Linked DNA regions of Mus musculus: region 1 is linked to region 2. The links are chromatin contacts, found by Hi-C or POLR2A ChIA-PET in ENCODE. All regions are on one chromosome and are shown on one strand. The core of a region is the stretch at or near the end of the contact, and the rest is flanking DNA. Distances in the headings are between cores, read along the strand shown.

Region 1 (3,243 bases), core at 511-3,010, 340 kb before region 2:
TGTGTGTGTGTGTGTGTGTGTGTGTGTGTGTGTTTCTGTGTGCTTTGCCCATATGGAGGACAGAGGCTTAGAAATGTGTACTCGACCTCCTCAGAACTCCCTTCTTGAAGCTTCTCCTCTCCTTTGTTTAAAACACTTAGCCTGGTGTTACAAAGATTGCCATTACCAGACACTCTGGAATGCTAACCCAACACACCCTAGTCTATAGGAAAAACACCGTACCCACTACTCTCACCCCCTCAAGGGAGCTCCTGCGCTGCCCAGGGACTCCCTCAAGAAGCACAGACCCCTGCTTGAGCTCTTCCACCCAGCCAAGAGCAACAGCCAGCCCCAAGGAAGCTAAGCTGCCCAGCAGCGCCCGCTCCGAAGTTGGCACTGAAGTTTGTCCAAGGATGTCCGGAACCTTGAGGAGAAAGGGACATGAGGTGGAAAAGACAGTAGGAGTAAGTTGAGTTTTCCGAGTGGATCCTAAGGCAGAAGGTCAGTTACGTTCGAAGCCTTTTTTTTTTTTTTTTTTTTTGGTGCGCACTGAGAAAGTCTCCCTGGCGCCTGGGAGCTGTCACCTGAGGGCAGCCCAGGAGGGAGCAGGAAACATCCTCCTGGCGCCAGGGGAGGACCTCAGGCTTCAGACTCACTGGATCTTGGGGCTCAAAGCAGAGGGGGAGGGGAGATGGCAGAGGGGACAAGAGGCAAAAGCAACACCTTTCAGACAGGCTTTCTCCTACGCCCTCTCCAAGTTCGTGCTGAGAGGGCCAGGACTCTCCCAAACCACTCTATGAGTCCTCAGTTCAAACAAGTCCACCGCCAGAGATGGGTGGGGTGGCGGCATGGAAGCCAAGGGCTTAAAGGTTGAGACCCTAAAACCAGCTCTAGTCCCTCGCCGAGACAACCTAATGCATTTACACAAGCCACAGCCAGTAACAGCTCGCGGCTGGCACAGGGCTTAGCTCCCGACTCCCCTGTTATTCCTAATAAAGTCGATTACGTTGCCCTCCCGGTGCTGATTGGAAGGGAACCGAGAGGGAAAGGGGGGCGGGCGAGGGAAAGAGCACGGGGAGCAATCAACTTTGCGACCCAGCACTTCCTCGCGATCCGTCGCCATGCTTAAGATCCACCCCCACCCCCTCCTGCCTTTCAAGTGGATACTGAAACTAGGCCAAAACTTTTCCCCTCCTTTTCTCTTTGCCACTAGACTGGATTGTGCCCCATGGAGCCCCATGGAGCTCTGCTTTCTTAAGCACAATAGCCGGACTAATTAGATCATAGAGGCAAGGCAGCGATACTGTAACAAGTAGCCCAAGAGGCAAAAGAGGGAAGGGCCGAAGAAAGGGAAAGGGGAAAGTTTGCAGCTCTCACACTTACCGATCAAGCCTCCCACCAGAAAGGCAACGATTTGGAAAACCAGAAGAATCCCTCCAACAATGCAGAGCTTCTTGGTACTCATGTTTTCTATAATTGCCCCAGCCATTTCTGCGACCCCCTTTCTTTTCTCCTTTAAGTAAATGTTTTAGGGTATGCTTTCGCTTCCCCTCTCCTTCTTCCTTGCCCTCTTTTCCTGGTGCTGCAAAACTTCAAGGGTGCGTTAGCAGAGGAGGTGGGACAGACCGCAGGCGCCCGCGCGGATGCCTGGGCGAAGCCGCTTGGGCTCCCCAGATGCCCAGAGCTGAGACTGCGGCCGCCCGGCAGCCAGTGGACGCTTAAAGAAGCAGGGAAGCGGATCACATGACACGCCTCCCTCTCTTTCTTCCTCCCTCCCTCTCGCGCTTCCTCCCTCCCTCCCTCCCTCTCTTCCTCAACCCTGGCCCGCCAGTTCAGGGATCTCAGCTCCCGCCAGCTCTGGCTACCCGCCCTCAGGTCTGGCCTGCAGCTTGCCCCGGCAACAGCTAACATCTTGAGGGGGGTCGGGTGGCTGGTGTTGTTAAATGGGCTTGGCATACGCAGTCTCTACCATGTTTCCTTTTCGGGTTCCCAAAGTATGGGATTTAAGTTACTCATGGGCCTCTTTGCAAACCCTTAACTTACATGTTGAACCCACCCCACCACCAGCCATTTGAACGCTAGGAAAGAGGTGAATTTTAAAAAGGAGTCTAATGAAGTTAAGTCAAAGTATAAAGAGAAGAAATAAGGTCTCTGTTCTGGTACCTTCTGCCTTGCCCTATCCTGGAATTATAACCCGCTAAATTCCTCATTACACGGCCCTTCAAGAGCCTTATTATCCAGACAAATCAAACGTCTGTTCCTTACTCTACCCTGGACTGCCAGTCTTGGTGTTGACTATTACCTAAACGCTTTAAAGTTCATTGAAAACTCGACTTGTTTTAAAATTCTTGTTTTGGTTTTTTACACCACCTTTATGTTCCAAGGGTCGATCCCCTCCAATCATGCTCTCACATTTTCACCTTCTATAAGGTCTTATGAATGCACATTTGTTTCCATTACTAAGCTGTAAATTTCTGGGAGACTGGGACCAAGTTCAATTCTCTTTGTATCTGCCCCCACCCCTCAGTGCCTAACAAAATTCTCACACTAGGAGACCCTGCATGAACTTTGGTGGAATGAATAAATGAGTGAATGTTTAAGCAAGCCCACAGCTTGCATTTAAAAAGCCTAAAGGACTTTAGTTGGGTAGGTAGTATACATGTTAAATAGTACCAGTTAGAGTTTCAGGTGGGTGGTCACAGCTACTAGGAGGCTGAGTCAGGAGGATTAGTAATTTACGACCAACCTGGATAATTTTAGAGACCCTATCTCAAAACAAAAACTAAAAAGTGATCTGGGCCTCTTGTTTAACTTGATCTGAGGTCCTAGATTCAAACCCCATGGAAGGCAGAGGAGGAAAGAGAATGTTAGCTCTTTGAGAGATTTACTTATATTGATACACTACATCCAAGGAAAAGTGGTGATCTTAAGAGATTTCTTGATAAGGCTGACCCAAACTCCAGGGCCTGGTTTTTCCATGTTTCATAAACTGTCTATTTAGCCAATGCAACTCAAATCACACATTAGCTTTATAAAGGTACCTCCTGGCCTCCCAGTACAGGTTTCCAAAGCCACCAGCATACCTGATTTCTTGCTTCTTGTCATCTTCCTGTGGAGGAACTATTTACTGTCCTCTTCTTCCTTCAGTTACTTGTCCAACATTTGCTTACAATCTTAATGTGTTTTCTTTTCCTTCCTGAGCACTAGAGATTATATCAAAACTTCAAGAGTATTCTGAAGGAACTACAGGGTAGTTGTGATTCA
Region 2 (3,194 bases), core at 89-2,588:
TCAAGAAACTGTACTGAACTGCTTCACCACAGTAATAAAGTAACATGTGACTCTGCACTCACAGATGTCACAATATTTTTGAAATGTGATGGATTTGTAAGTTCCCAGGCTGAAACATTTTGTATTTGCTTAAACTTTAGTCTTACTTTTTGTTTATAAATCTTTGTTCTTTCCTTCCCTGTACCTCAGTATCCTTGTATTAATATCTATCTTGTGGTAATCAACAAAACCCTTATTTTATGTAAATTTTTGTTAGTACTTGACATTTTTGTGTGTGGGGGGTTGCTTATGTTACTTTCATATAAGATGGTAAATTCATATAAGATGTGACAGGACTACCTCATTAAGGTACATTTCAAAACTAAATTCCATCCTTTCTACTGATAAACATAACCACCACTACTTGTTGAGCACTAGAATATCAAGATCACCCTGACAGAAAGTGGTACATTTTCTAGTTCTTCCATCCATCATTTATGTGGCTTTCAGAGAGTTCCTTCTTTGAAACTTAGTTCCCACAAGGTAAAGTAGGGCCAGCATTTGTGAGAAGACAATTTGCTTGTTATTCTATAGACTATCACACATTCTCATACACAGAATATTTTTAGAAAATCTCTTAAAGTGGGCATGTATTGTGCCATTGTACCAATGTGGAAACTGAGGTTAGGTGAATCTCAATGTAATCCAAATGCGCAGCCCCAGTGACTATTAAAAGTGATTACTAAAGTACTCGGGGTTTAGGTTGAATAGTTCTTTCCTAGTGCTACTCACAAATTCTATAGGGTCAATAAGCCAAGCTGTCATGCCTGGGCTTCCAGACTTGAAACTTTAATTTCTAATTCTGAGAGGCTGTAGATTACAAGTGAAAAGTGGCTAAGACTATTATGCGAATCAGGGGGAAAGAAGACATCTGAGGAGTTGTCTCGCAGAGTCAGAAAGTGATACAATTTTGGGGTAGAGCACTTTGGATCTGAAACTGAGAAATACCAGAGAGGAGTGCAAATCAAAGACCCGGACAGGAGCAGCTGCATCTCAGCACCTTTCCCTCAGCACCTTTCTCCGAAATCTAGGCGCCTTGGCTCACTCGGGATACCAGATCCCTGGCTCACGAATCTAGTAGCTCTGAATCCCCTCAGGAAACTTTTTTACACCCAGGATCCCTCGGAAAACCTCGGTCTCTGGTCCCTCTCCTCCACGTTCTTACCAGCTTGGTGGCCCGGTAAGGTCCAAGAGGAGCACCCTGACGCTCCATGCTATCATTGCCGGGCTGAGAGGCTGCGGAAAGTGCGCGGTAGCAGGAACCTCTGTGGCCTGGAGTTGGTGTCGGAAACAACTGCCGCGCTGCTGATTTGAATATCTCCGAGCGAAGCTGATTGGCGGCGCCATTGAGTCACATGATGCTACACGGAGGGGAAGGCGCTGTGACGCGAGCACAGCTTGTCTGGGTGGTGCAGGAGAGCTGTGGAGCACAGAACCAAAGCGATTGTATAGCTAAAGAATGGCACGACAGCAGAAACGACTCTCCCTTCTTGATTCTAGGGGCTCTTCAGCAATGTTAATATAAGCCAGGCTGGGTTTCACCCGGACACTACCCCTAAAAGACCTCGGTGTGTGTTTGTTTATTTTCTTTCAAGCTCTGTCTCTGTCTGTCTCTCTGTCTCTGTTTGTCTCTGTCTCTCTCTGTCTCTCTCTGTCTCTCTCTCTCTCTCTGTCTCTCTCTCTGTCTCTCTCTCTGTCTCTGTCTCTCTGTCTCTTTGTCTCTCTGTCTCTTTGTCTCTCTCTCTCTCTCTCTCTCTCTCTCTCACACACACACACACACACACACACACACACAAGTTTCAAACCCTGGACAAGCAGCTTAGATACCTATTTGACATATCAAAACAGACTTTACTTGCAGGTTTCCCTATCATCTTTCAGTCCCTACCTGTTAGAGGGTAGTGCTGGCTTATGTGACATGTGTACACCAAATGTCTATATTTGCCATGATTTAATATGATTTTTTCAATTAAGATGAATTATTACTGTTTAAAAATCAGTTGTCTTTAGTTGTACTGTTTTATAGGACCAAGATACATACATTTGTGTGTTCACACCTCTGTAAAAATTCCTTTGACTTGCTCTTCTATCACCTTCTAGAAAAGGTAGTGATTTATATAATAACAATGACATAGAAATCATTTGCACAGAATAGTGAAAACATTATGAATTTTTGTTGTCGTTGTTGAGAAAAGGTCACCAAAAAGTCTGGAAATTAACCTTTATAGTAGAAATTCATAGAAAAAGGAACATTCTCTTAAAGTAGTTGACATTTATTTATAAATTTCACATCATCTGTTTTCTTGTCCACATTTTACTTGCAGTACCAACATTTTCTTTCTCCGTCTACTTCTCTTATTCTTTTGCACGATCTTTAATATGTATGTGTATTTACTAATATGTGTATTTGTATATGGTCTGATTTATTCGCTGCTTTACTAGCTTCATGAAGAGAAGATTTATTGAAAAATTGGAAGAACATCAATCTGGATGAATGGGTCTGTAAAGGTTTACTCTATGCAAAAAAAGTTGTCTCTTTTAGAAGTTTTTCTCTTAATTTGCCTAAATTTACACTGAGCACACATTCATGATTTATATAAGTTGTGAAGTAAATAAATCAATGATGTATTTTCTAAATCACTATGATAACCTTAATGAACTATGTGGAATGTGTGGAAAAGTTATGAAGCCTTTCTTTTTGGTAGGGTCTGTTTAAGAAGGAAATACCAGAGCTGATTGTGATTTAGAGTGAGCCACATGGAGAGAGGGTGTTTATTGAGAAAATAAACAGAATCATGAAGCCATGGTAGAATGGAGTTTTAAGGGGATTTTAAGAGTGATATGAAGTTGTACAGGCAAAGCATAATAATCCAGGTTACTTGCCTTCTAAGTATGAGTTTCACCTTAAAACATGACAAATCTACTCCTGTTAATCTTGCTTCTGATTTTAATAATCATTTTTCTGTAGATAGCTGCAGTGTGCATGAAGATATTTATATCTAGTTTTGCTTTCTATAGTTTATTCCCCATAAGGTATCTGGTGAACTTTTTACCAGATAGTCTCATTTATTTTCCCTTGCTTTGTTATGGTATGCATTTGTATTATATCTACATTAACTGCAGACAAGATATGTTTTGATTCTTGTTTTCAGAAA

The links. A loop is a pair of places that touch in the nucleus more often than their neighbours do. ChIA-PET counts read pairs that join two places held with the same protein, here RNA polymerase II (POLR2A).
Region 1: a loop to region 2 is called in a map of T-helper 1 cell, with 4 times the contacts of the local background. The contact joins the promoter of Wls here to the promoter of Depdc1a in region 2. A Hi-C loop is called at or near these places in 1 of 37 maps with a recorded cell type or tissue (T-helper 1 cell). POLR2A ChIA-PET finds 5 or more read pairs at or near these places in 2 of 5 experiments (Patski and embryonic stem cell).

Annotation. Positions count from the first base shown.
Region 1 is chr3:159,838,167-159,841,409 of GRCm38, reverse strand. Wls (wntless WNT ligand secretion mediator) reads right to left here and starts at 1,760. Exons shown (of 12, transcript NM_026582.5): 1 at 1,363-1,760. The coding sequence starts at 1,468.
Region 2 is chr3:159,493,577-159,496,770 of GRCm38, reverse strand. It overlaps Depdc1a (DEP domain containing 1a), which reads right to left and starts at 1,338. Exons shown (of 12, transcript NM_001172092.1): 1 at 1,205-1,338. The coding sequence starts at 1,252.